Linked DNA regions of Mus musculus: region 2 is linked to region 1. Evidence: chromatin loops called from intact Hi-C (ENCODE). Cell type or tissue: left cerebral cortex. All regions are shown on one strand.

Region 1 (8,000 bases):
TTTTTTTTTTTTTTGACTATTTAAATGGTGTCATGAGAAAATACTCCTCATAACTTAGGTCACTGCCCCGCCCTGTCATAGAGTCCGGGAACCTGGGTTCCTTTCCTTCAGGTACAGAGGCTGTACATTTTCCAGGGCCCATGAATCCAAGTCCATTTTCCTCAATGGTCTCCTATGACCACTGGTCCTTTAACATACAGGGACATATACTCACATCTCCCTTAGTCCCTCTGTATCACATGCTTTCCAGGGCATTTCAGCAAGTGCCCTTGGGACAGATATGATGAGAGGTTGGACTAGGTTTTGAACTTTGTTCAGCAGCTTGAAGATAAGGGCGAGAAGCGACCATGTGGATGCTTCCAGCCACATCCCCCTCCTCTGACAGCCACTCCTACCACGTATAAAGGAAGGCATTCTCTGTGGTGATAGTTCCTGGGTTCTTCCCCTGGGGCTGTGGCAAGCTTCAGAGTATAAGTGAGAAGGGGAAATGGGGAGAGAGGGTGGGAGCTACTGGAAGCCCCCAGGTGTGCCCCCCAGTGAAGTTCCGTAAAGAGTAGACCTCCAGAGGCCACAGCTGGTGAATCAGCATGCCCTCGACCCACTCATTGCTATGTCTGTTATTCCCAGGCTGGAGGGCCACAGGATACAGGGAGGGCAAAGCCAAGAGGAAAGGCACCACAGCTGGAGAGAGAATCAGCCAAAGCGTCTGACGGGCAGGCAGGAAGGGCATGAGCTTTTCACAAGGGAACTATGTATTGCTCAGGCCTGTCAGAGCATTTCAACCTGGGACTGAGTTAGGGAGAGGATGGAAGACTGATGAGCCCTGAAGAGGGGCTGGCATTAACAGAGGGGGTCACAGGTTAGGTAGATATATTCCTGGGTTAGAAGTTGTAGCCACACAGGAACTATGAGTGTGGGAAAAGCCCTGGCTGGTACTGATTGGCAATCAACAGCTGGCCAGCAACCTAGAGAGAGCCATGAATGTCCAGTACCAAAGATGGTTTAGGGAAGCCTAGATCTGGAAGCTGAGAGTCTGCCAATATAGGGAAGGCTAACCCTATAGACTGTCTTAGTCCCCAAGAAAGACACACAATTAAGGACTTGAGCGTTTGGGGGAGTATCGTGTAGAGATGGAGAGACGACACATCTTGTTCATTTTCACGTTGTCCTAAACCCGCCACAGAGCTTCTTCTATCAGCAACCCACCCAACCTTCACAGCTCTGAGCTGAGTCAAAGACAAGAACAGCTTCCAGGCATTCCAAGATGGAATGTTCGGTCCAAGATCGTCCACATGGCACGAAGACTACCCCAGCCAAGTCACAGACTGTTAGACAGATGGGTAGCAATCCTAGCAGACTGAAGATACAGGTGGATGAGAGGGATTATTTTCGCCGGGCGATAGAAGAACTGATCAATTTGGGGGGAAGTGACGAGGTTTGGTGAGGATGAGAAGGAAGAGGGTGGAGGGCTGGACACCACTCCCTTTGAATAGACCCAAGCTCTACTGGCCCCAGAAGGTGTTGTGCACGCAAAGCTGACAACATCTGATATAACTGGCATGTCTCAGTTACCCAAAAGTACAATCTGCCCTTCCCGTGTGTCATGTGGAAGTTGGTGCCTGGAAAACACACTTGATTGACAGCAAAGACCCAGGGCCCATCCTGCACAGCATGCTGAGTTTAGATCGTTTAAAATTGGAAGGAAGACATGGAGGGGGAGTTGGAATGACACGTCTCCTTGCAACTGCAGCTCACAGGAGGGCTGCACAGACTGCCCTCTGAACACGGCAGACTTCTTACTGCTGGATCCTCTACACTGGGTCTGGAGTGCCCAATGAGGAAGGAGACAGGAAAAATGCTTGACCAATGAATGAGCTTTGAGTGGACTCACCCCAAGTACCTGTTGTCTCCACTGGGGAAGAGACTCACACATGAGCCAGGAAGACAGGGTGACCCTCCCTCTAGCATGGCAAGAATTGTTTGCTCTGTGGTCCCCAGGCCTTGGACAACTTCTGTGACTCACATCCTGGAAGAGGGCTGGTGGGAGGAAGCACTGGCCTAGCTGGCTGGCCTGGTTACTGGGTAGGAGGCTGAGGTAGGGAAGACTGGTAGTTTCTTAATACTGGCGGATCTGGCTGGCAAAACATGAAACCATAAGGGGGTATGCAACAGAAGCAGAATCAATGTAGGAAGCAGTGGGCGGAAATAAACGGGTGTTGGTAGGAAGCAAACCAAGTGAGCTAGGAAATACAGAGCAAGCTCGGATTCCTGCCTGGTTCTTGATTCTCTCACCTAAAGGTGTGTCTTAACAAAACTTGTTTCTTTATGCAGGCTCTCGTGTACCCTGGAATGCCCTCATCTCCTAACTTGTGGGAAAATCCAAGCTCAGAGGACTAGGAAAGGAACCCAGGCAGCCCTTGCCTAGTTTCTCTGGCTTGAGGGCAGCCCTTGGTAGAGCTTTGATGGCCCTCAAACCAACAGCATGAAGACTGGAGGAGAAACTTGTTAGCAGGTTGGCTTTTGTCACAGACCCACCTGGCCAGCTCCTGACCCCAAAGGAGGGGGTCTGTCTCCATACCAAATACTGAGGAGCTGAGTTCCTGGAGTCAAGACCATCAATCCCTGACACACATTGAGGCTCCAGGCTCTGGAGCCCTGGTCTCACTCAGAGACGTGCTTGCTTATTCTCACTGAATGGAACATACGCTAGCTGGTGGAATGGCGCTGGGTCCCCCCATGCAGCATGCAAAGGCCAGCATGCAGTGTGTTCACCCTTTCAGGGGGATTGTGGTGTCACCAGGGCCAGGAACCAGCTGTTCCCTCTATAGCACACCTTCTAAGAGCATCTCTATGATCAGAGATGTCAGGTCCAGCAAGGCTCAGGTGGCCACAACAGGTTTTCTCTCAGCTTCAGAGGGTTCTACATGTGAGACCACTTCTGAGCCAGCCTCTTTCGTAAGGACAAGCATTATATGAAAGGAGAGAGCATGCTCACATCCTCTAGTCAATGCTCTCTAAACACCTTCCTTTCAAGTTTGGCTTCTCCACTGAAAGGGTGACCTGGAGCATGCTTTCAGCCCTCGCCACTTCCTCTTGCTGGGCTCTGGCCAGCATGGGCTCCATTTGCACTGCCCCGAGCCATGCCCATTACCTCTGTTGATGGTACAATACCTGCAGTTGGAGTAGCTTCAGACACAGCACCCAAGATGGCCAGAGAGAGAGGGAGAGAGGATGAGAGAGGGAAGAGAAAACAGCATAGGTGAGACCACAGAGGAGAACAGAAAGGGTCTGGCGCCAGCCTGACTCCAGGGGTATGGCCAGGTGCTAGATGCAACCCTGAGGATGCTAAGTGGTGTTCAGGGCGTCATGCTCTACCCCACCGGAGCTAGGCGGGTTGTCGTTATTCCACCTGGGGCTTAGAGACCTAACACATTTCTATCCATAATCAAGGGCTTGCCATATAAGAGGTGTCTGCAAGGCACAATTCAGGCAGAGTGTTATATTCCAGCTTTTCCCCCCAGGATTTGTCCTACCCTGGCTGGGCTAAGTGATCCTCTACGATGCCAGGAATTGAGGATAAAAATGTAGGTGGTGCAGGAGCAGCCAATTCTAGGCAACAAGATCCCCTGCAAGATGCTTGATAGTAGGGCAAGGGACCGTCCCAGGCTCATATGTTCAAAGTATGATGGCGCTGAAGGCCCTGGGGCTCTGAAAGCATGTGATCTGGTTTTCTGCTGCCTCAGTTTTCCCCATTAGTTGTAGTTCATAAGATTAGGAACACAAATATGATTGAGAGCTCTAGAATAGATCTCTGAACAATTTCCACAAATCCAAAACCATCTCTGTTCTCTGGAGTTGCAGGAATTCCCCCATCATGGTCACTGGGGTTGGACAAAGTGGCTTTGTCTGCTGCCCTGAGGCGGGAAGAGAGGCTTTCTGGACATCTCTAGAAGTACAGAGAGAGTGTACCCTAGTCTGTCAGTCTCTGGTAGCAGCCCTAACCAACTTCCTGAATGTCCAGGGGTTGGAAGAGGACACCAGGATCGGGAGTTTGTTGTGTGACTACTCCTTATCTAGGAGACCAGAGAGGGACACAGGGGGCTGACAGTCCTTTCCCAACTGCTGCTGCAGCTGTACAAGAATACTGTGCTGAAGCAGCAGGGCCTGGCCGTCCCCTTAGGAAGCACAGCGCTCTCCTGGGACACAGATGAGAATGCTCAGAAGAGCACATCTGGATCAGGAGGAGACCACAGGACCTCATGGGAGACAGGCACTAGTCACGATCATATGACAGTCCCAGGAATACTTATTCACATCGCCCTTTTGGTCTCCCCTTACATATTGAATCTCCCCAAACTTCCTGCCCTTGGCAACACCTTCATTCAGGCAGAAAGACAAAGAACCATTATTGAGGACGTCTCTAGACATTGTGAACTTCTTACTATCTTTATCTCCCTTGCTACTGGTGCAGTGCCTGGCTTGGTACATGAGGGTGGGTCCTCAAAAAAATTACTGTTGCATAGACTATTGTCTCTCTGGAGAGGTAGAGAGTGCTCACCATTTATAAGGCGCTGCCAGTATTGAGGCTTTTAGGGTCCAATTTTTTGGGAGGTTACACTGAAACCAGCAATGCATGCAAATGAGCCGAGAGCGCCCTCTACTGTACACTCAGGTCAGGCACAGCTCTGGCTTGGGATCTTAGAGGTTAGAACTGGCCTTGACTGAGTTCACTTGCTGTTTGTGAAGCTGGCTTGGCAAGAGTTGTTCCCAGCTCCCACCTCTCTGCAACCAGACACCTCATCTTATTCATGTTGTAAAGGGAGAACATATTATTTCCTGCTCTGCTTTTGATCCAGGCAAGCACTTTGCCCTATCTCCTTGGCTCTCTATGCCCTTGGCAAAAGACAGGATGTTCCCAGAGTCCTCAGGGAGGACTCTCAGTAGATGAGCAGTTTGACTCTTTGGAGTTCATCAGGATGGTTATTTCTCATGTCCCCCTGATTGCCTGTCGTCTCACATGTCCTTCCTTATTCCCCTGCAAGGACAGATAGTTGATAAGTAGCTGAGTAAGTCAGGGCAAAGTGGAGGACCAGTCCGCCTGTACATCTAAGAGTGATGATCTTTCCCGATACACTACTGATATCTCTCAGTACCCAAGTCAGGCTGTCTCCTGCAGTGGGCCTGAGGTTCTGTGGCCTCACTTCCTTTCTAGCCGGGAAGGCCAAACCCAGCTTCTGGTGTGTTTCTCTAGGTGTCTAGATTAGTTAGGGCCTTTTACTCCAAGGACTGCCACCGTGGACCTACCTTCATTTGGAGGTGCTGGGGACTCCTCTGTGGCTGCTTCTCCAGAGCCCACCTGTGTCCTGGCACTGAGGGAGAAGCGGTAACGCGACACTGGGTCTGCTCTCTGCACAGAGAACTTGGTCTGATTGGGAGAGAAGTTTTCCACCATCTGCTTTCCCAGTTTGGTTCCATTAACTGGGGAGAGAGACAAGTGGGAGGTTTGATAGGACAGCTTTCGGAGTTTCTGGAAGAGGAATGTGGCCCCTGCCCAGCAATACTCAAGACCTGATTTAAAGGCGGGCATCGGGACCTCCCACTATAAGTACTGAGGAACTTCCAGTGTTCCTCAGGGTTCACATTTGTCACTGAGCCCAGCGTCTCTAGCCTCCTGAAAGTCTCGTGGCCAATTCTAAAAGCTCAGCTTGCACTTCCCAAGCCCCCGGTCAAGGTCAAATCTTTGGAATTCTTCTCTTCTGTCCAAATAGAACCGGGGAAATCCCCCAGGGCCTTGATTGCTACTGCCTCTTTTGTAAAAGACCACACTTTCTTCAATACAGGAGGGTAAAGGTCAGATCCAGAGATCAATTCAGAACAGCATGGAAGACACACTGCTAAAGTGTCAGTAACAGGTCCCTGGCCCTTTGGGCTTCCCAGAGAGGGGCAGCACTGTCTACACTGGACGTCTTAACATTGTTGAAGTGTGATGGCATCCCTGTTCCTATGGAGACTCCTGAGCATCCTCAGATGCCTGCGCACACACCATTTGCCCATCACATAGAAGGGCTAATGGGAGAGGAACTCTTCTGCATAGCCTTGTAGGTGCTGAAGACTACCAGCTTCCAGAGGGCTGGGATTACTGCCTCCTACAGGCGGGGCTGTATAAGAAGAGCAGGGACTGGGTTCTGCTTGCTCCCTTAGTTATGGAGAGCTCTCCCTTAGCGTTCACATTTCCTACGGAATGCCCTCTGCGCCCATAGGCTTCTGATCTCCACTCCTCAAGAAACTAGTGAGAAATGGTCTGTGATTGTATCGGATTCAGAGAAAGCAGGGAAGCAGAACATACAGGGCACGTATCTGAGGATGTATCCAATCAGGATTCCGTTGGGGTGCTCTGGGTGGTCCCACTCCAGGTTGATGGTCTCCAGGTTGGGCTGTCGGACTCTGAACCGCCTGGGGGCACTGGGTACTTGGGGAAGGAGGAAGGAGCCAGGAGGTGAGGGCAGGGAGGATGAGGAGAACACAGAAAACAAAGTACAGGCATGAAGGCATGACCTTAGGTATCGCTGTGCAGGACTACTGTCGAACCTGGACCTAGCTCCTTAAGGGCAGAGCCTGCTGCCTGCCTGGCAACCACTTTCACCTGGTATAAAGCCAAGTGGGCTCTGCTACTGCTGCTGAATTGGAGGAAGAAGTCAAGTGAGTTTCCTTTTAGCAGCTACCCTGGAGTTGACACAAATAGGTGGCTTCAATCCTGCAAATATACCTCCAAACCAGAGAGCCACTCCCAGGCAGGGAACCAATCATAGCTGTCTTGTGGCAAGGGTGCAGTTCCCAGTCCCCAGCCAAGGGCTCTCACCACTGGCTGCAGCAGCAGGCCCCAGCTTCTGAGCTGGGAATACAAGCTCTGTCGGGGAGGAGATAGAGACTCAGGACAGAGCACCTGGAAAGGGGTGGGGAAGTGATGAGGAGAGACTAATGATAGGAACCAAACTGAGGAAGGAGGGAGAGACAGGGATAAAGAAGACAAGAGGAGAGCAAGGGATAAGCGAGAGGAGGAAAAGAAGAAAAATAGGAAACAGTTAAGGAAGGAGGGAGGAGAAACAGAGAAGCCATAGCTCATGCCGAGTGGATAAAAGAGCTGAAGGGGAACCAAGGTGATAATAGAACTTTCTAGATGTCTGGACCCCAGGGTTAGATCAAACCTAAACCCTCAGGAGGGTGGGGGTGACACTTGGTAGTACTCTATACACATAGGCCAACTTCCCAGGAGTGTCTCTTGATGCTGTGGGGGAGGCTCGTGTAGATCTTGGGTGCTGGTAAGCAGGACATTGAAGTGGCCAGACGCACTCGTGGCTTCTCCTCAGAGGAGGTGCTGGCTTCAGTCTCATGGCCTGGGTCTGGAATGCCATGCGCTCACTGCACAGATCTCTTGATAAGCAAGTTTCCAGGAGGGTGGGTCACTTTGGTGACGGTCATTCGCTTGCCGAGGTCACCCTAGCTGTCCATGCTGGAGCTGCCCCAGGCTCACTGGTGGCACTACCCTTGTCTAAACCCACATTGAAGAACTGCGGGTCAGACCTACCTCCTTCTGGGGTGGTGAATTCCTTGGTTTCACTTCGAGGCCCGTCACCTCTCCCATTGACCACCACCATCTCCAGCTTGTAGTTACTGTAGGGGAACAGGCGGGCCACCACGCCCCGGGGACGGTCACCAGGGAAGCTGGCCTGCTGTCTCTTCTGAGACACCCACAGGTTCTTCAGCAAACTGCTTTCCCTCCAGTAGTAAGCCTTTGAGACAGAGGCAGGTTGGTGAGTGGCGAGGCAGCAGGGCCAGGTTAGTGGTTAGTGGTGGTAGTGACTGGTCCTCCCTTTGCTTGCTATAGGCTGCTCTGTCTCAGATGACCTCATCCTCCCCATAGAGGATGGCAGGACAGCCTTAGGATCCTGATCACGAATAGAGTAACGCTGAACATGAAACACAGTTAAAATTTTCACCCG
Region 2 (8,000 bases), 200 kb before region 1:
TTCTGAGTTTGAGGCCAGTCTGGTCTACAAAGTGAATTCCAGGACAGCCAGGTCTATACAGAGAAACCCTGTCTCAAAAAACAAAAACAAACAAAAAAAAAAAAAAAAAAAAAAACAAAACAATAGAACAGAAACGCAGAGGGTCGGGAATGTCAATGTTAATTTGTGAATAGATGAGCTATCTATTTCTGCTTTTATTAAACTGCACATGTGTCTCTCTATGGACACCATTATATGAATGTCCTATTTCAATGTTTATAATAACATCTTTTGGTCTTAAAGTGCCCAGTTATCTGTTAGTCAACAGACTAACACAAACCTACCCTCTTGCCAATAGACTGAATGGGGAAGTAACAGGAGCTATTCGCAGGATGCTGAAACACCCTCAAACACCGGACCAGGAAAACCACCTAGGGTTCAGCTCTAATTTCCCTTGGTGTCTGTTGTCTTCCCTGATCCTCACTCAGTAGGAAGAGAGAACAGAATAAGCTATGAACAGAGGAACAGGATCTGAGCCTTGAGTCAAGAGCGCTTCCAACAACACAGGAACAACATGAAGGTGGAACTCTCCTATCTTCTTTAAGGAGTGATGATGATGCTGTTCAGAAATCCCAGAGGACAGAGCACCTCTGGGAACTTTCCCTGGCCAGCATCCTCTGGCTTTTCCTCTCAGAAAAGGCTCTGTTCCTGCACGGAGCGGTGGGATTGGAGTGGTGGAGGGTGGGCAATGCCTTCAGGAAGAGCTGCACACTACGCTCAGCCATTCTCCCAGGCCTCAGCCACAGGCTGTATTCTAAACAGGATCTCTGTGTGCGGAGTTCCCCTAAGCTCCTCCCCACCCCTTCTCACTACAGCCAGTCTCCTCACTAGAGAATTCTGTTACACTTTAGGTCAGCCAGCCAGTCTCTCCTCAACAAGCAAGGACTCTGGATAGCAGCAAAGGATGGAATCATGAGACCAAGTGAATGGAGATGTGAGCTTGAGTGGTTAAAGGAATCCATTTTAACTATCAGGCTCCCCTTACATACTGTCTGCTGAGATCTTTCCCCCTGGAGGATTCATGCTTATCTGAAGCTCTGGCAAAGCCTCAGAAGTGTTTACAGAAGCCTCCTGTGGGGCCGGGCCCATTCGCAGGTTGCTTTTCTGTTATAGTTACCATTTTAAAATGTTACTATGTAACTATTTTCCAGACCCCCACCCCCACCCCCTAACCACATAATCACAGATTCCAAGCTACCACAGAAGAAATTTACGGTGATAGAGGGCTTGTCTAGTATGCTCAAGACGCTGGTTATGATCTCAGGACATCCACCCCTACCCCAACCTCCACACAAAATAAGCCAAGAAATGCACATCGTGCAGTATGATCATCCTTGAAGGACCAGAGATAGCCGAAGCCCCTGACACTGCTGAGCATCACTAGCCGGGCATCATTCAGATCTCTAGCAAAGACCAGATTCTCCTCTTTCTCTCCTGCTATGGAGGTGCTTTAGACAGAGCTTTCCATGCCTTCGCTCCTTGCTCAACAATCAAGATGACTGTCTCCATTGACACACAATCAGTCCCCATGCCTGGAGCTGTCACAAGAAAATAGAAGTGGGACTAAGGGACTGAAAGTTCCTATCTCCAAGTTCAAAATGAAAGCAAAAGCAAGCCAGAGCTCCTGAACAGCATCAACTAAACACAGGCACGGGAAAGGCATTCCAGATTAAAAAGCAAACGCATTTCCTCTTGGTATCATTGTCAAATTCAGAACAAGTCAGCCCCCACCCAGTTCCAGAGACAATGATGAAATTTTTCCACTAAACTGTCAGCCATGGGAAACTTGTCCAGCACTGGAAAACAAGTTTAGCCACACTCCAATATCCCTTGTTCCTTTCTTCAGAAAAGTTAAGTGACATGTCACATTTTGGTAGCCCTGAGTCACATCTGGTAGAGAGGTCTCTGTCCTGCAGTAAACATGTTGTGATGAGACAGACAGAGATAAACAGGCAAGTGCTCTGTGAGTCTCCCCGTGCTTGCATAAGCTTGGATCCACACTGCCTGGGCTATATAGAAGTGTGTGTGTGTGTGTGTGTGTGTGTGTGTGTGTGTGTGTAAGGGTCCTCAATTCTCAATTCCTCCTCAGGACGGCTCAGCGGTTAACATATTGTAGTCAAGTGCAGTGCTATCGCTCTATCTGCCCCTGTTCAAAATGAATGTCATCAAAAAAGATGACACAGGAGGGTACAGACAAGGAGCCTTGGGCAGCTTTATAGACACAGAAACTACAGCCCCCTTAGCACAGCCAGCAGAGGGAGGTCGAAAGGTCACCCCCTGTTCCTCTCGGCAGCATTAAAGGGACTTACCATCTCAGTTAAAACAAAAAACATGTCACTTGGGGGAGGGAGTGACACTTCTTGGAGCCTGAGGGAATCACAAGCTTTGTGAAGAAAGCCTAGGTGTTCAACTAGTCCATCATTACACATAAGGTGGGTGGAAAGAGGTCAGGTTTGCAAAACTTCCACAAAAATTTAAAAGTCCCACAAGGAGTGAGTGGGCTCTCTTCCCCAAGGGACAACACACACACACACACACACACACACACACATAAAGCACACATGCACTCACCTGGCTTCCTGACTTTGAGCTGCTCAGACCAAAGAAGGAATGTCATTAGCTTATTCTAGTGAGCTCCTCCGGGGCCCACAGCCATTTGGACAAGGCTTTAACCTAACGGGAGGCCTTTCTGCTCCCCTATCCCAGACCCTGCACCCTTTCCGGAGAAAATTTCCAAGGCATCAATCCCCAAGGCATTTAAGTTCCTTCCGGGAGCTGACATCTCTCTCAGCCCAGTTGTGAGCTGGCCTAAGGAGCCTGAGCTGGCAGTCCCGATGGTAACTCCAGCAAAGGCGCATTATTTATCCTGGCTGCTGCTGTAATTGATACAGAGATGTATTCAATACAGCTCGCCAATAGTCTGGAAGACCTCGGGCTGGAAAATAAACAGCTCCATGTGAACGGTCCTTTCCAATTCTGGTTCTAGCTGCCGGCTCAGCATGTGTGCAACTTGAACCGAGGCCCCAATCAGCCCAGGCTCTGCCCTGCCACCTGTCAGTTCTCCACCCTGGGGGTTGGTTCAGGAGGCAGAGAGGGATCTCCAAGCACTAGCTTAACCTCTGGCTCCACCTAACGGCAAGACATCTACACCCCCCTTTCATAGATGGACAAACTGAGCTTCGTTCAGGAAGATGCTCAAAAAAAAAAAAAAAAAAAAAAATCCGCACTCGGAGGAGGCTAATTGGCATAGGAAGGTAACGGTCACCTATTTAGCTTCCCAAGCTACAATCTTCTTCTCTAGCCTTCCTACAGAAGGGAGAGTACTGTGAACTTTCTAAGTTAGCATCTTAGATCTCGCCAGCCCTTTGTCTGCAAAATAGGGTTTCACACACGTTCTTCAAACAATCTCAGATGAGTGAGTCATTAGAACGTTTGCTGAATAATGAAGAACACAGAGGACTGAGATGGAGCTGATAGACAGGAACAAATGGTGCCTAGCTTCCCCCTCCGAACCTAGCCGAACATCATTCATCCTCTCTGACCTTTGCGAGCTTCCCCATCACTTTTATTCGGTTAAGACACTTCTGCGAGGGGTGGGGGAAGCTACGTGGCGGGCTGGGCTTGCCTGGAGACGGTCTGCGCTCACCTTTAAATCAGGAGGCTTGCTTCGGGGACCCGGGTTGGGTGCCACCGCAGCGCCAGCATCTGAAGTTGGCCCGCCAGCGGAGTTAGCACTCGAGGCCTCCCCATGCCGGAGGTCCGCGCCTGGCAGAAGGCAAGCAGCGTCTTCCATCCCAGCCCCATCCTCCTCGCCCTGCTGTTGCTGCAGCTCGTCCGATTTGCACCTCTTCATGGTGTAAGTGGGTCGGCAAGGGGAATCTGTCCTTCTAGCGTGCTATCTTGGGGAGAGACCGCACCCCCCTCTTGCACTCAAAAGACCTGGGGTTTAAATTATGGACGAGGGGAGTAGGCAGATCACGAGTTCTTGAATTTAAGAAATTATCTTTTTAAAGGAGGATGAGGGAGGGGCGAAGAGGGGGAGCCTTAGGATAGTTCATTCCGACCTGGGGAGCGGAGGCAGGTCGCGGGCGAAGCCGGGCTGCAGCGGTCCTTAGGCAGTCACTGGCGCGGGAGGGGGGCCGCTCCCGACCCCCAAACTTTCTGCCTCAGGGCCCCGCAGGGCGGCGGGGAGCTGGACCACACCGCGCATCCCCGCCCGCAGGCCGGACTGCTGGGCCAGGCAGGGCACGCGGGAGCCGGCCGGGCGGGTCCCATAGGGCCGCCCTGGGCACCCGGCCCCGCCGCCGCCCGCCGCCCGCCGCCGCCCCGCATGGGCCTGCCTCCTCCCGCCCCGCGCCCCGCTCCTCGTCAGCAGCCGCGCAAGGCTGCGGCCACAGCCCGCCGCGAGCGCGGCCTACCCCGCCCGGGCCTCCGCCCGCCAGCGCCAGGGCGAGGCGAGCGCAGATGGCGCCGCCCGCCAATGGGAAGGCCGGAGGGCTGCGCAACGGCGCGCGGACACCGCTGTAGGCTTGGTTGCACCGCGCGTCCCCCGGGAGGGTCTGGAGGGCTGAGGCTGTGTTGGAGCTCAGCTCTGTGCCGGCTTTGGAGCCACCTCTCCCAGGCTAGGCCTTCACGATCACCCCGCCCATTCGCTTTGTTGGGGGACACATTAAGTGTTTATCATCACTCCCCTAACTCTGCACCTTATATTATATGCATCCCTTCAGTTAGAGACAAGCTAGTCCCTTCTAGAATAGGTGGTTTGGGTCGCAAACCCATGCCTACCTTCATAGCTACAAAAGCAAAGGAGAGGGACTGTTCTGCTACATCCCCTCTTTCTCTGTTTTAAATACACATCTCATAAGAACGCAGGCTTTATGTTTAGAAACTCAGTGCCCAAATACATGCTCACCAGAAGCAGCTTTTTAAAAGGAATGGGTATTAATGGTAGGTATTAATGATATGTACTGAAGACTGGAAAAAGAATGTTACATTTGCCCCATACTATTGCTAAGCAGTTTGGAAGATGAGAGCAGATGGAGCTACCAAAAAATGGAGAGTAGTAGTATTCTACTCTATTAATTCCTATTCGTTCTGCAAACTGTATGCCTTCTTTGGCATGGATGGGTTGCCCTTATTCAGCATCCAGTAGTTCTTAAGGCATAGACTGGACCCTGCATCATCACCATCGTAGTCATCATCATCATCACCACCACCAGGGAACCAGACAGAAATACGAATTCCTGGATACAACTAAATCAGAAGTCATGGACCCAAAGATCCATGTTTCACAAGCCCGTCGGGTAATTCTCACACAAGGTAACATCTGAGAAACACAGGCCTGGGCTACTGTAAAAGGCTGCGCCTCCCCCTGTGAGTCACAGAGCTTTCTCTGAAGGATTTTACAGTTTGCCAGTCTCTTTCACACTCACCAAACCCTTCTTGCCTCACTTCGGTCCCACTAGTCTGTGAGTTTCCTAACTCTGTTAAGCCTTTCCCCCATTCCAGTCCCTTATTTTGATGTGTATCCTAAAAGAGACCAAGTTGTTAAGAATTTACTCTATTCAGGGAGCCACTTTCTAAACTAAGCTGCTCTGTTTTTAGAAGATGGGAATTTAGAATGGGCTGGGAATGCAAAAACACTCTACCTCCCCACCCCATATCCACTACACGGTATCAGGCACAGTTTGGGAATGCAAAGCTATAAGCCTTTTGGATTTTCAATGTTGAGGAATGGCAGAGTGCCAGAGCCAGAGCAGATCGTGGGCAGGGACTAGACAAGCTGGGGGGGGGGCGTGGAGAGCAGATTCCCTCGGTACATGGTACAAAGGAGAGAAACACACTGCTCTCTGCCTGGGCTGAGAGAGGAACGTGTAGAGGCCCCTAAAGCATGAGCAAGTCTTGGGTGGCAATGGGTTTGGAACACACAGTGGGCCCTTCTTGACTCCAAGCTAAAGAAGAGCAGAAGGGGTTCTTCGAGAATCCTTCAAGAATGGGGCTGGAGATATGGCTCAGCAGTTAAGAGCACTGGGCTCTCCTCCAGAGGTCCTGGGTTCGAAATAGCAGTGCCCAAATAGCAGCTAACAACTTCCGTCCCAGGGAACCTAACATTTTCTCTGACCACTTCTTCCAGGCTGCCTGAGCATTAAACATCAGGCACACACGTGGTGCATAGTCATACATGTGGGCAAAGCACTTGTACATATGAAAATACAGTAAATAAATTCATAACAGAAAATTAAATAACCCCTAGGAAGCAGAAAACATCATAATTTTTACTTATGCTTCATTTCTATAACAAATCGATGATCATCCAAGTTTGATTTTGAGGCAGTGCTTCACTATGAATAGCTCAGGGTAGCCTCTAAATTGTAATCTCCCTGAATCAGCCTCTGAGGGTTGAAATTAGAAGCATCTGGCTTAGGTTTGATTTTTAAAATAGTATTATGTATTTATTATGTCTGTGTTAGCCAGGGTTCTCAAGAGTCATAGAACTTGTGGAATGTTCTTAAGGGAATGTAGTGGAATGACTTACAGTCTACAATCCAACTAACCCAACAATGGTCAGCGGTGAATAGGAAGTCCAAGAATCTGGTAGTTGCTCAGTCCCAGGAGGATGGTTGCTTCAGCTTGTCTTCTGTATAAGCTGGAATCCTGAAGAAGTAGGCTCCAGCAGATGTGCTGGCAAGTAAGTGCAAGCAGATGATGAAGAGTGAGTCTTCTGTCTTCCAACCTTATGGAGCCTTCAGGAGGAGGAATGGTGTGCCACCACGCCTGGATTTGGAATTTGCTCTGTCTCAGGCTGGCCTTGAACTCAGAGACCTGCTTTCCTCAGTCTTCTGGGATTAAAGGCTTGTACCACATTGCATGAACCTAAGCTTTTCATGGCCACTATGCCTCAAGATCTGAATCAAAGGTGTGTGTCATCCCATGTTGAGATCTGGGTCAGAAATTTTTGTCTTCCAGCCTCAAGATCTGGATCACAGGTGTGCCCTCCAGCTCTGGGTTATAGTTCATTCCGGATGTAGTTAAGTTGACAGCCAGGAATAGCCATAACAATGTCCAAGGTGTGAAATACATCAACAGGAAGTCTTTGGTGTGTTTCATAAAAATCCTCTTTGTTTTCCTTCTTTTCAGGGTGAGCTACTGGGACTTGAACCCAGAGATTCACACATATTAAGCATATGTTCTACCACTAAACTACACCTCCATCCCTAATCCGTGTCCAAGTTTCTTAGTTATTTGGAAATTGGGGTAATGGCTATCTACCTCTTAGAGTGTTGAGTAATATATATAAAGTATCTAGACACTGCGTGGCACAAGGTTTCAGGCTATGACCTCTATCATAGATGTCATCCATAGAATTCAAATAGATCTCAACCATTTCTGAAAGGGACGTACAATCAGTCAATCAATCAATCAATCAATCAATCAATCTACTTCAAAGGAAGTTTAGGAGTGACATCATTGAAGAGACCTAAATGACCCGTAGCAGCTGGGTTGAAGCAAGTGACAGATTTTCATTAGCCATACAACACAAGCAACCTGAGATCCATACAACTTGGAAGCATTTTGCTGATTGAAATTCTGCTTTAAAGGATTGGATTGATGGTCTTCCTATTGTTCTCTGTTGCTTTGAGAAAACACAAGCGCAAATTATATATTTATACTTAAGGTAGGACAAACCTTTGCAGACTTACAAAGCAAGAGGCTATGTTTGGTATATAGGAGTAGAATATCTCATTTTGTTTTGGTACATCTATTTATTATAACTAAGTATGGTATAGTGGGAAGCCTGTTAGTCATGTCAAATGTATTATAATTTTACTTATTCACTTTACACCCCACTCATTGCCCCCTCCTGGTTACCCCTGCCCACAATTCTTCCCTTGGTCCCTCCCTTTTTCCTCTGAGCATGTGGGGACCCCCTGGATATTCCCCAACCCTGGCCCATCAAGTCT

What was found. A loop is a pair of places that touch in the nucleus more often than their neighbours do. Peaks named below come from ENCODE experiments on the same cell type or tissue, not always from the same donor. Only the 100,000 strongest peaks of a DNase experiment are listed, where the experiment ranks them.
Region 2: a loop joins it to region 1, with 2.1 times the contacts of the local background. A loop is called at or near these places in 3 of 42 quality-filtered maps.

What each region holds. Positions count from the first base shown.
Region 1 is chr1:132,590,180-132,598,179 of GRCm38, forward strand. Nfasc (neurofascin) reads right to left here. Exons shown (of 30, transcript NM_182716.4): 22 at 6,347-6,469; 23 at 5,305-5,478; 24 at 3,172-3,186. Among named protein-coding and RNA genes, the nearest start is that of Gm51646, 46 kb to the left of the region's middle. In left cerebral cortex, CTCF peaks have their summits at 1,911, 4,663 (motif pointing left) and 6,153 (motif pointing left); DNase peaks (open chromatin) are centred at 1,324, 1,607, 1,903, 2,100 and 1 more place; H3K27ac peaks cover 1,145 bases.
Region 2 is chr1:132,387,292-132,395,291 of GRCm38, forward strand. Tmcc2 (transmembrane and coiled-coil domains 2) reads right to left here and starts at 4,095. Exons shown (of 5, transcript NM_178874.3): 1 at 3,686-4,095. The coding sequence starts at 3,892. In left cerebral cortex, a CTCF peak has its summit at 3,163; DNase peaks (open chromatin) are centred at 902, 3,132, 3,441, 3,802 and 3 more places; H3K4me3 peaks cover 3,922 bases; H3K27ac peaks cover 4,838 bases.